Linked DNA regions of Homo sapiens: regions 1 and 2 are each linked to region 3. A link is an interaction called in ENCODE POLR2A ChIA-PET data of the cell type or tissue named here. Cell type or tissue: GM12878. All regions are shown on one strand. Each heading gives the region's core, and the rest is flanking DNA. Links, peaks and the distances in the headings are about the cores only.

What was found. ChIA-PET counts read pairs that join two places held together with the same protein. Peaks named below come from ENCODE experiments on the same cell type or tissue, not always from the same donor. Only the 100,000 strongest peaks of a DNase experiment are listed, where the experiment ranks them.
Region 1: POLR2A ChIA-PET joins it to region 3 with 5 read pairs; 5 of 35 experiments call an interaction of 5 or more read pairs at or near these places.
Region 2: POLR2A ChIA-PET joins it to region 3 with 5 read pairs; 2 of 35 experiments call an interaction of 5 or more read pairs at or near these places.

What each region holds. Positions count from the first base shown.
Region 1 is chr1:206,775,596-206,779,641 of GRCh38, reverse strand. The region is part of intron 1 of IL19 (interleukin 19); the gene reads right to left. Among named protein-coding and RNA genes, the nearest start is that of IL10, 5.1 kb to the right of the region's middle. In GM12878, for the core only: no CTCF peak of the experiment used is centred there; no DNase peak of the experiment used is centred there.
Region 2 is chr1:206,826,839-206,830,884 of GRCh38, reverse strand. All of the region lies in intron 2 of IL19 (interleukin 19), which reads right to left. Among named protein-coding and RNA genes, the nearest start is that of IL20, 37 kb to the left of the region's middle. In GM12878, for the core only: no CTCF peak of the experiment used is centred there; a DNase peak (open chromatin) is centred at 1,822; H3K4me3 peaks cover 646 bases.
Region 3 is chr1:206,677,979-206,682,024 of GRCh38, reverse strand. LOC124904496 (a long non-coding RNA gene) reads right to left here and starts at 2,184. Exons shown (of 3, transcript XR_007066834.1): 1 at 1,438-2,184; 2 at 435-850. RefSeq lists a silencer at 1,467-1,761. In GM12878, for the core only: no CTCF peak of the experiment used is centred there; a DNase peak (open chromatin) is centred at 2,154; H3K4me3 peaks cover 668 bases; H3K27ac peaks cover 2,500 bases.

The DNA.
Region 1 (4,046 bases), core at 1,188-3,687, 97 kb before region 3:
CAACAGAGTCATGATCAGATTGGTGCTTGGAAATAATTACTCTTGCTACAACGTGGAGAACGGTCTAGAGAATGGATATTAGAATAACAATTTGGCATTTATTTTGGAGTCCAGGAGAGATGAGACAGTGTTGGGGTGATTAGACCCAACACTAGGCCATGGGGGCTACAAAGTCCAGCAGAGTCAAAGGAATGAGAAAAGACAAGTTAAGGGTGCATAAAATGGGTCCAGTGGGCCAACACTGGTATGGAGGCTGCAAAGGCCCTGAGCTCTGGGAGCCCACACTATTTATTGGTGATCAAACAAAGAAGCAGGTGGTGAGGACGTGGGGGTAAACAGGTGAGGGCGTGAGGATGTGGGGGTAGAAAGGTAGTGGTGCATCAAGCATAGCTGTGATGGTTTAGCATTTTCTTTGACACATATAGAATATGCTCTGCTGCTCAAGATAATGGAGAGCATGTTTACGAGCCTGGGAGAGCAACCAACAAGTCTGTGCACATTCCATCCAAGCCACGAGGGATTTTATGCCCTGGGCTTAGATTTGTGGTGCAGCAGGGCAGCCTTCTACCCTTTGGCACAGAGCTTGGTGTTCCAAAGGCCACGAGCGGTTTTAGACCCTGGACCCCGGACATCTCCCAAGACTCTTTTATATTATGACAGACAAGCCAGTCCTGCCTCAGCTCTTCTACCAACAGATAGTAGCTTGAACCAGACAGTCATTGCTGGTGATGATGGAAATGGAGACAAATCAGTAGATTAGAGAAATGTTTATGAAGAAAAATGTGGAGGTTCTGGTGATAGATTGAACATAGATTGGCAAGGAAGAGGGAGGGACCAACAAATCATTTCTAGAGTTAATTGATAGTTCCATTTACTGAGCGAGGGTGCACTGGATGAAGGTGAAACCAGAGAGAGATGATTTTACTCTCAGATACAGAATCAACTACATAAATTGGCAGGGGAAGACAGTACAAAATAAAAATGTGGAACCCCCTGCTCAACAGTTATTGAGAATTTCAAGATGGTGGTAGCAGAGTAAGGGGAGGACTTTTTTAGTCATGGGACCCTGTGTGACTGCAGAAGTCACTTATCTACAAACCCAGCCCTGCTTGGATATGTTGGGTTGGAGGTGCCAGCCATCCAGTGGAGACTGGAGCAAACTAAAGCGCACCAGAGGGACAGTCCTGGAGCTAAAAGAATCCATTTGTGCCCCACACTCAGGAGCCCACTAGTTATCCTAGGTAGTCATGCAGACAGAGCAGAAACAACTATGGTCCTCTGGGTGGCCAAGGCTCAAACACCTGGTGTCCTGGTCCCTGATAAGCCAAATTTCTCATATGAGAAGTTACAGAGCACAGTGTCCATCCCCTAAGGAAAATCCAAATTGCCTGATTTGGTGCCATAGTTGCACAAAGGGGAATTCCACATTGGCTGCCCAAAGATCAGCCCTTCCGCTCATCTGTGGTTTGCAGTGTCTGCCGGCCATGATCCTCGGAAGGGCGCTTAATCCGGTTTGCATAACCCTTGTTCCATTCCACCTAAGGGCCAGCCCCAGCCCGGGCTCCTCTTAAACTTCTGGCCCACCAGGCGTTTATTCTGAAGTACCCCAGACACTATCAAAGCCAATGTCAGGAAAGCCCAGAGGAATACAGTGCTCACAGACTCCTGTCTCCTTGCACCCCAAACTGGCCACACTTTGGGTGTGTGATAGGCATTGGGGTCTGTTGCAGCACAGCTTCTGAGGAAGCCTCTGTCCTAGGAGCTGAGGAAGCTTATTCGAGGGAATACTAGAAATTTCAAGCTGGCAAAGCTATTTTACACACTAAATGTCCTGGATAAGAAGAAATGAAACTCCCGTTATCAGCTTTAAAAAATAACTACTAATGGCAAATAGGAGTCAAGCCCGGAGGGGCTTCTTCATCAGGACAGTTGTCACCCATCCCCAAGATGGGCACGGTCTCACCTTCTCTGCCTGCATCGTCAACCTGCCTGCTCTCTGCCGGCTGACCGTGTTGCCCAACAAGCTGTCTAAACCCAGAGTCCAGCAAGCCCGGATCCCTGAACCTTCCCTCTGCAGCTCCAGAGCCACCCTCACAAGGCTGCTAGCCTGCTCCCCACTCTTGGGTTTGAGCTGCAGAATTGCAGTAAGGCATGGGGTAACTACACCAAGAAGGCTGCCATTTTGCTTAGCATGAGAGTAGCTGGGAGGCAGATTCTTTTTTTTTTTTTTTTTTTGAGACGGAGTCTCGCTCTGTCGCCCAGGCTGGAGTGCAGTGACGCGATCTCGGCTCACTGCAACCTCCGCCTCCCAGGTTCACGCCATTCTTCTGCCTCAGCCTCCCAAGTAGCTGGGACTACAGGCGCCAACCACCACACCTAGCTAAATTTTTTTTTTTTTTTTTTTTTTTTTTGAGACGGAGTCTCGCTCTGTCGCCCAGGCTGGAGTGCAGTGACGCGATCTCGGCTCACTGCAAGCTCCGCCTCCCAGGTTCACGCCATTCTCCTGCCTCAGCCTCCCGAGTAGCTGGGACTACAGGCACCTGCCACCACGCCCAGCTAATTTTTTCTATTTTTAGTAGAGACAGGGTTTCACCGTGTTAGCCAGGGTGGTCTCAATCTCCTGACCTCGTGATCCGTCCACCTCGGCCTCCCAAAGTGTTGGGATTACAGGCGTGAGCCACCGTGCCCGACAAGGGAGGCAGATTCTTTTTTTTTTTTTTTTTTTTTTTTTTGTAGTTGCAAGATTTAATACAGTGAAAACAGAGCTCCCATACAAAGGGAAGGGACCCAAAGAGGGTAGCCATTGCCGGCTTGGATGCCCGGGTTTATGTCCCGATCATTGTCCCTCCCGCTGTGCTCTCAGGCGATAGATGATTGGCTATTTCTTTACCTCCCGTTTTTGCCTAATTAGCATTTTAGTGAGCTCTCTTTACCACCTGATTGGTCGGGTGTGAGCTAAGTTGCAAGCCCCGTGTTTAAAGGTATATGCGGTCACCTTCCCAGCTAGGCTTAGGGATTCTTAGTTGGTCTAGGAAATCCAGCTAGTCCTGTCTCTCAGTCCCCGCTCTCAACAGGAAAACCCAAGTGCTGTTGGGGAGGTTGGCCGATGACTGCTCTAATGGGAGGCAGATTCTTTATAAGATCTTGTAAACTGTAGAATGCACCCTCCAAAATCTATTTGCATAAGCACACACACACACACACACACACACACCCCAGCAGTTCTTGCCTGCCCAGATTCCTCTGCAGCTAAAGTGATGAAACTTACTGGGCGGAGCTTCCTAAAAAGATTATTAGGGTCTCCTGGGTTGGTGTGCCTTTAAACCTTTGGACTTTACCACCTCCTATCTCTCCTATCTCCTTGCAACAAAGGTTAGGAGAACAAGAATGCAGAAAAAACGGGTCCTGGATGACATCTGAGTGCCTGCTTTGGGCTTCTTGATGAGTGAGACAGAAAATAAAATACAACCCCCTCTTTTAAAAGCCATGCTTACTCAGGTTTTCCTTCATTTGCAGCTAAATACAGAAATGAGAGAATATTTTGGAGCAGGGATGGAAGAAGAGAGGTATTCCCCTTCCCACAACCTTCTGATTTCCCAGTACATCCCCCACTGGAAAAATTCATTTAAAATCAGTATAATAAGCATTGATTAGATGCCTACTATGCATCTGGGCTTGAGGGCAAACTGGACTCAGGCCTTTTGGCCTCAAGAAGCTCACAGTGTGAGAGTGGCATTTGTGTCCTCTTGAAATTCACAGGACTAAATTGTGCCCAGGCTGACATTCTATCCATCCATAGGTGCCTGCCTTCTCACTTCCCTCTCTTCATGGGCTCTTGCCTTGTACCAAAATCCAAACCCAAATCTCCTCACATGTGAGTGTTGGCATTCATGTCTCAGACATGACCTATGGGCTTGGGACTTTTCCCCGTGGACCCCAGTGACTTTTCAGATGAACAGGTATCTTCAAAAACTTGAGAAATAGGAGTCCTGTTTGTTGTTCTTGTTGCTTTGTCAATATAAGGACACAGGGTCTTTATTCAAATG
Region 2 (4,046 bases), core at 614-3,113, 150 kb before region 3:
GAAACGTAGGCCAGGAGCGGTGGCTCACGCCTGTAATCCCAGCACTTTGGGAGGCCAAGGCGGGCGGATCACGAGGTCAGGAGATCGAGACCATCCTAGCCAATGTGGTGAAACCCCGTCTCTACTAAAAATACAAAAAATTAGCCTGGCGTGGTGGCAGTACCTGTAATTCCAGCTACTCGGCAGGCAGAGGCGGGAGAATGGCATGAACCCGGGAGGCAGAGCTTGCAGTGAGCCGAGACCGCACCACTGCACTCCAGCCTGGGCAACAGAGCAAGACTCCATCTCAAATATATATATATATATAAAACTGATAATGATGGATGGGTATTTTATTTGGGAAGCTAATAGGGATTTTAAAACAGAATACATAAATGTTTAAATGTCTTGGTAAATATATCTAGATCATAATGATATGTGTGAACTTCTGTATAGCTTTGAAAATAAAACAAAAAAAAAGGTGAGAAAAAGAACTGGGAAATTTAAACCTAAAGAAGTTTCTCCTTTGTTTTGTTTTTGTTTTTTTATCTTTTCTCTCTCTTTTATTCCTCATTTTCAGTGGGGTTGGCTCTCCTTTATTGTGATATTTGGAAATGAGAGTCAGAAAATATAACAGAGATAACTCAGTTCAATGTTCACATTACAGTGATGAAGAAATAGAGAAGTGAACCAGCCCTCCATGGCACCGCAAGGAAGTGGCACAACTGCTCTCAAACCTCTATCTCCTTACCTCTGGCTCAGCGCCCTTTCTAACCCCATGCTGCCCTTTCACTCTAGGATTAGGTAGAGTGGAAAGGAACCTAGACTTGTGAGGAACCTCAAGCCCATTCAGCAGAGGAGGTGACATAACTCTCCCAAGCCATGCTGTTCTGACTTGTCATTACCCAGGAAGCTGAGGACTTAAGGAAATCCAAACTGGCCACACCTGTGCTCCTGGGGAGGGAAGCACAAATCCACATTGGGCACCTATGCCACTTCAGCCTGTACTTCCTTCTCCTCCTCCTTTTTTGCCCACAGGGATCTTGGTCAAAGTCTGTTCAAAGCCTCAGACCCTGGGTGACACATCTTATGTCAATGGGCTCTGTGGTTCAAATGTTATGAAAGAGCCCCAGTGGTGATGGGATGGAGGGATAGTAATGGAAAGAGCCCAACTGATGCCTCCCCATTCCTCTCCTGAACAATCCACTCTTCCCTAGGTAGGTGGACTTTTTAAAATGCAAACCCAGTCTTGGAACTCTCCAGTCTAAAACTCCCAGCATAACGCCCTGGGGCCTCCCAGTAGCAGGAAATCTGCTCCCCACAGCATCCAGACCCATCACAGCCTGGACTTCGCCTACATTTTCCGCCTCATCTCTCTTGCAGATCTCCCACACCTCACAGGCTCATCTCACCTAGAAAGCCCCGCTGCCTCACCTACCTTGTAAACACCAACCTAACGTTCAAAACCTAGCTCCAGTGTGACTTCCTTTGTGAAACTTCTCCCCTCTTCCTTTCCTCTCCCCACTCCCCTCCTCCTCCCCACTTCAACCCTGGTTGAGTTGACCACTACTTTCCTTTTTTATATTCCCGCTGGATACAAGATGCATATTTAACTTTGAATTTCAATGAAAACATCTCAGTGTTTATCTACCTGAAATTCCAAGTTAACTGGGTGTCTTGTATTTGTATTTGCTAAATCTGGCCATGCATAGCTCATACAATTGGGTGGGGAGAGTCCTTTTAAGAAATTGAATTCAGGCTGGGCACAGTGGCTCACACCTGTAATCTCTGCACTTTGGGAAGCCGAGGTGGGAGGATCCCTTGAGGCCAAGAGTTTGAGACCAGTGTAGGCAACAAAGCGAGACCACATCTCTGAAAAAAAAAAAAAAAAAAAGCTGCATGTGTTGGCACATGCCTGCCTGTAGTCCTCATGCACACCTGTAGTCAGGAAGTTGAGGAGGCAGGACAATTGCTTGAGGTCAGGAGTTGAAGACTGCAGTCTGCTATAATTTCACCATTGCACTCCAGCCTGGGCAACAGAGTGAGACCCTGTCTGCGGGAAAATAAATTGAATTCAAAAATAGAAATACAAAATTAGAGACAAAAGTAAACGTTTATTTAGAAAGAGAAATTACAACAAATTACAAATCATAAAAGCTAACAAATACCACAAACACCACAAAATCCAGAAAAAAAAATCTTTATTCTTTAACTCCTGACAACTTTTTGTTTCCTTCTTCTATGTCAATACTTTTTTTTACTGTGCCTCTGGGAGAACCAGAGAATGGTATTGGGTTCAAATGTTTACGTACCTTTCACTCCAATTTCTAACATTTCTCATGGTCACATACTCAAGATGTTGCCAGAAAAGAGGATCCCAATCTAGACCCCAAGAGTGGGTTCTTAGATCTCACACAGGAAAGAATTGGAGCACAGACAAAGAAGCAAATTTATTGGAAACTACTCCATTAGAGAGTAGGGCATGCCCAGAAAGCAGGAGGAGGAACCCCTGTCCTTTAGGAACATCTCTGCTTATAAGAAACTATAAGGAGCTATGATTAAACTTGGAATGTGCAGATGTGCTCACTAAAGGTAGGGGCTGTTGGTGCTCTAGTGACCATTAATCCTTCAACTTGAGTCTGCTCATTGACGTTATCTCTGAGTAAAGTGGGCTGTACTTGGGACATCTGGACATTCTGCAGGCTTGGTGGGAGATGTCCTATATAGCCATCAATCTTCTGTAATTATAAGTGGTGGTGAGCTTAGAAATGTGTCACTCCAGTCATGTTTTATTAAACCAGAGGCCTGGTAAGCAGGAGTTCCTCTAACAAAATTCATAGACTAAAAGAGTAGACTCACACTAATAACTAACAAGTACTGAGCACATTTGCCACCCCAGGGTCTGTGTGAAGCATCCATATGCATTGTCTGTTTTCATCTTCACACCTATTCCATGAGGTCAATACTATTTTTGTGTCCATCATTTTGGATAAGGAAGATGAGACTTGGAGCTACCAAGTACTTCACCCAAAGACACCCAGGTGGGGTGTGGTACAGCTGCGTGCAGTCATAGGCAGCCCACTCCAGGGCTTCATTACACCAGACATGAAAGAGCATCTGGCCCACCCTTCTCATTTACAGATGAGGGAACAGCTGAGGCCCAGAGAGAAGCATTTTGTTCTTTTTGTTTTTTTTGTTTTGTTTTGTTTTGTTTTTTGAGACGGAGTCTCGCTGTCACCCAGGCTGGAGTGCAGTGGCACGATCTCGGCTCACTGCAGGCTCCGCCCCCCGGGGTTCATGCCATTCTCCTGCCTCAGCCTCCCGAGTAGCTGGGACTACAGGCGCCCACCACCTCGCCTGGCTAATTTTTTGTATTTTTAGTAGAGACGGGGTTTCACTGTGTTAGCCAGGATGGTCTCGATCTCCTGACCTCGTGATCCGCCCTCCTCGACCTCCCAAAGTGCTGGGATTACAGGCGTGAGCCACCGTGCCCGGCCGAGAGAAGCGTTTTGAATTTGAAAATTGAATTCAAAAATAGATGGACAAAATTAGAGACAAAAGTAAATACTTATTTAGAAAGAAATTACAACAAATTACAAATTCATAAAAGCTAACAAATAACACAAACACCATAAAATCCAGAAAAAAATAATATTTCTATTCATTAACTCCTGACAACTTTTTGTTTCCTTCTCCTATGTCAATACTTTTTTTTACTGTTATTTTCTATAAAGAGAATAAAAAAATATTCAGTCTGTCCTTTGCTATGGTTGTTTCCATCAGCTTACCCCAATGGAAGGTTAAGATTTAATTCTTTCATAACACTCCATACAAACCTGTTATTTCTTTCCCCCATCCCACCAACATAAGCGTATCACAACGGCACTTCTTTCTAGGCAATGTGTCACCCACATTGTATCACAACTTTCTGTTTCCTTCGTCAGACAACTGAGTAGTGGTGGAGCTGGGACCGGAGGCCACATCCCTGAACTCTCAGTCCAGTGCTCTTTCCATTCACAGAATCTTTGTCCTCTCTTCTCACTTCAAACTTCCTCCCTATAGAAACA
Region 3 (4,046 bases), core at 798-3,297:
GGTACATAGAAATGGATTAATTATAATCCTTGATTCATGACACACTCTCGTCATTGGATCATTGATCCATGCAGCTCCACTTTTATTGTTAGTTAATAATTATTTTTAATAATGCAGTAAGCACCTGTGAATCCACTACCCAAAATAAAAACTAGAACTTCGACAATAATTTACATCTAACTAGATGATTCCTCCACACACACTCCCCCAACCCCTCCATTTTCATGGCCCAAGACCCCATCATCCTGAGTCCTATGTTCACCTTTCCCTTGCTTTCCTTTTTATATAGTTTTGTTTCATGAAGGCATGTTCAAAGGTATCATAAAAGATGAAACTCAAATCACCTTAAAAGGGAGGTGGCCAAGGGTGATGTTAGCAGCAAGACCAGGTTAAAATAAGAAAATGCCTTGTCACAGTTTCAAAGTATTCCTCACCTTCTCATGATGATGGTGATGATGATGTTGATGATGATGATGATGATGACGATGACAATGTTTTTTGAGTGCTTCCTGAGTGCCCAACACTGTGCTCAACCCTCTACCTGCATTGTCTCATTTAAATCTCATGATGATCCGTGGCTGAGATTGCTAGTTGGGTGGGCTAACACCTTTTTTTCCTCTCTTTGATAGTAAAGAGCACCCCATATTTAGCTAAGCACAAGACTGCCTGGAATAAAAATTACATTTCCCACTTGAGCAGCCTCCACTATAGCCGGTTACATTCATAAGATTAAGTTATAACCAATGACTTGTAAGTGGAAGTGGTTTATGGAAAGAAGTATGTCCTTCTTCTTCTCCTTCTCTTTTTTCTTTCCTGCTGACTGGAATAAAAATTTCACAGCTGTAGCCATCTTGGATGGTGAATTGGAGGTTACAGGTTGAGGAAGACAGAACAAAAGGACAGAAAGAGTCTGTATACTGGTGAACCTGGATCCATCATATCAGCAATGAGCCACCTACCCAGACTTTTATATGAAAGAACAATAAATGGCCTTCTTGTTGAAGTGACTGATGGTCTAGGTTTTCTATCATTCACAGCCAAACCTTATCCTACTCTTACACAGCCCTATGAGGTCTGTACTGTTATCCTCACTTATCTGTTGTATAAACAAGAAAACTGAGTCCCAGAGAAATTAAATAACTTTCTCAGAGTCATTCCACTAGCGAAGGACAGGACCCAAATCTTTCTGACCCAAAGTCCATGCTCATGGTCCTTACTATAGATCCTGAGCAGACATATACTCACATATCCTTCTTAATGTCAGAAATATGATATCTGCTATTTCTGGGCAGGAATTGCCTGAAGAGGTATGGGCTATTCTTTCCATTTTAGAGCAACATAAATTTTCCACACCTCAATTTCCTTCCATCTTGGCCTAATCTGTTACAGAATATAGGTCTATGTTAATTTGCATGACTGGGTTATATGATAGGATACATTGTGACAATCTTTTTCTTCAAGATTCCCCCACACAGCCTTCACACCATCATGGAGTAAAAGTTTCCTGTTTTACTATGACGTGGCATTATGAATGAGTGACAGAGGGTGGAAATTTATGGAGGTGGATCTCTTGGAAATTTTCAGCTAACACTCTCTTGATGAGTGAGGATCATCCACAGGCTGGCGGATCTGCGCATGAACACAGATAAAGCAGCCTTTGTATCCACTGCTAGTACCGCAAACAAAATATTGCAAGAAGGAGCATGATTTACAGAAGAAGCTCTGTCCACTAAAAACCCACTCTTGGAAAGAAAAATGGCTTAGAGCCAGAGAGAAATAGTCTTCATGTCATAGGCTAGTATTTCTGTGATAAAATGAGAAATTCCCCCAAAGCAAAAGTGACAGATATATATACATAAGACTCAGTCACAAAAATTTCTGACCCAGAAAATGACCTCAAAATATTGGTCAGGATGGCCTCTATCATCCCTTCTATCTTAGCTCTTTCTGAAGGTGTTAACGGCTGCCTCACAGAAAGGAATTCTACCCATAGCAAGTGCCATTGGTAATGCCCTAGTTAAGACATCCCAGAGGGGAAAAATCCTTCCCCCACCCACGGTGCCCTTGGTGCCCTCCGTGCCCTCATCTGCACTTCATCCTTTGATAGTTTAATGCCACGGCAGGGAACAGCTGGGGCAGTGGCAAAGAATGCGAATAGAAAGAGAAAGAAGGAAGTACCCAAAGGGGAACAGAAACTTCACCTCTGCACATCAACAGACATAATATGGTCCAAAGGGACTACAAATGAGAGTAATTAGGACTACAGTATGCCTAATTCTTTTTTTTTTTTTTTTTTGAGATGGAGTCTTGCTTTGTTGCCCAGGCTGGAGTGCAATGACACGATCTTGGCTCACTGCAACCTCCGTCTCCCGAGTTCAAGCAATTCTCCTGGCTCAGCCTCCCGAGTAGCTGGGATTACAGGCAACTGCCACTACACCTGGCTAATTTTTGTATTTTTAGTAGAGACGGGGTTTCACCATGTTGATCAGGCTGTTCTCGAACTCCTGACCTCAGGTGATCCGCCCGCCTTGGTCTCCTAAAGTGCTGGGATTACAGGCGTGAGCCACCACACCTGGCCAGGATGTCTAATGCTAAATCCACAGTTTACAATGGGAAATGTAGGGAAGAGAGGCAAATATCCACCTGTATTCAAGAAGGCTTCCAAGGCTGTTGTCCTTGTATTAAAAGCATTGCCCTCCAACCTAGCTTATATCTGGCATATCAGTTGCTACTTAGATGAGTAACAGCCTGGACAATGATTGGGAAAGGAGGAGAGGAAAGGGGGAACTATCTAGGAACACAATCAAGGTGGGTCAACCAAAAGGATCATCAGGTTCTTACCTGGTGACCTGGTGATGCCTGGATTTTTCTCCCTTGCTTAAGATAAGTAAATGGAAGTGGAAGGGTAGAAAAGGTAGGGGAGAGACATACACATGTATATGTGGAATGGGTAGAGATTTCCTAAGGGTATAATGATCCATAGCTTCACATGAGAACTTAACTTTGAGGCAGTAGAGCATGGTGGAATCAAATCCTGGGTTCTAATCCCACCTCATTATTCACTACTATACTTAACTGCACTTCATTGTACTGTTTGTATAATGAAGGATGGAATAATATTCCCTAGATTAAATACAGGAGTAACATTTTCAATGGTTTCTGGCACATAGTACTTGGCCTCTATAAATGTGAGCAGTTACTATGCAGCAGGTACTTTCATACTAACCATCTCATTCAATCTTCTCAACAATGCTCTAAGTAGTAGTATTTCCGGTATTTTGATCAGTGAAAACGTGGCTCAGAAAGGTTAAATAACAGCCAGTCATCACACAACTAGATGGGGAAGATCTGTTTCCACATGTGTCAAAGCCTATGTTCCTAAATGCTCTTAAAAGTGGTCCAGCTAGCTGACACCTGCCAGGCCGACCTGGGGAAGCCATCCCAGCCTGTGTGCATGGCTCAGGAGAAGGAGACAGTCTGCAACTGCAACTTACTCAGAACTTCCAGAGACTGTCCCTACCACTAAGACAGACAGTTAAAGGCAATGAATAGAGTCATTTGAGCATTAATGGGTTTGGAATCTTAGCATTTGTAAACTTTTGAGGAAGTACCTAAATATTTGAGGTATATGTGAGATAATTTATGTAGCATACGTGTATTGTATATACATATATACACACACACTATATATACACACACTATATATATATACACACTATATATACACTTATATATATATATACACTATATATATATATATATACACACTATATTTTGTTTTGTTTTTGTTCATTCCATGACAGATCGAAGTAGGACCTAATTTTTCCTCCCACATTGCTTATGAAGTGGTGAAAACTACAACATTGTAGAGACAAAAGGGACATGTACAGATCAATCTGTCCCTTTCCTCCAAAGACCACCTCTACACCATCATATAGACAGGTAGGTGTGTGACTTTAAAAACTAGGCTCTTAACCCAGGTGCAGTGGCTCACGCCTGTAATCTCAGCACTTTGGGAGGCTGAGGCAGGTGGACCACTTGAGATC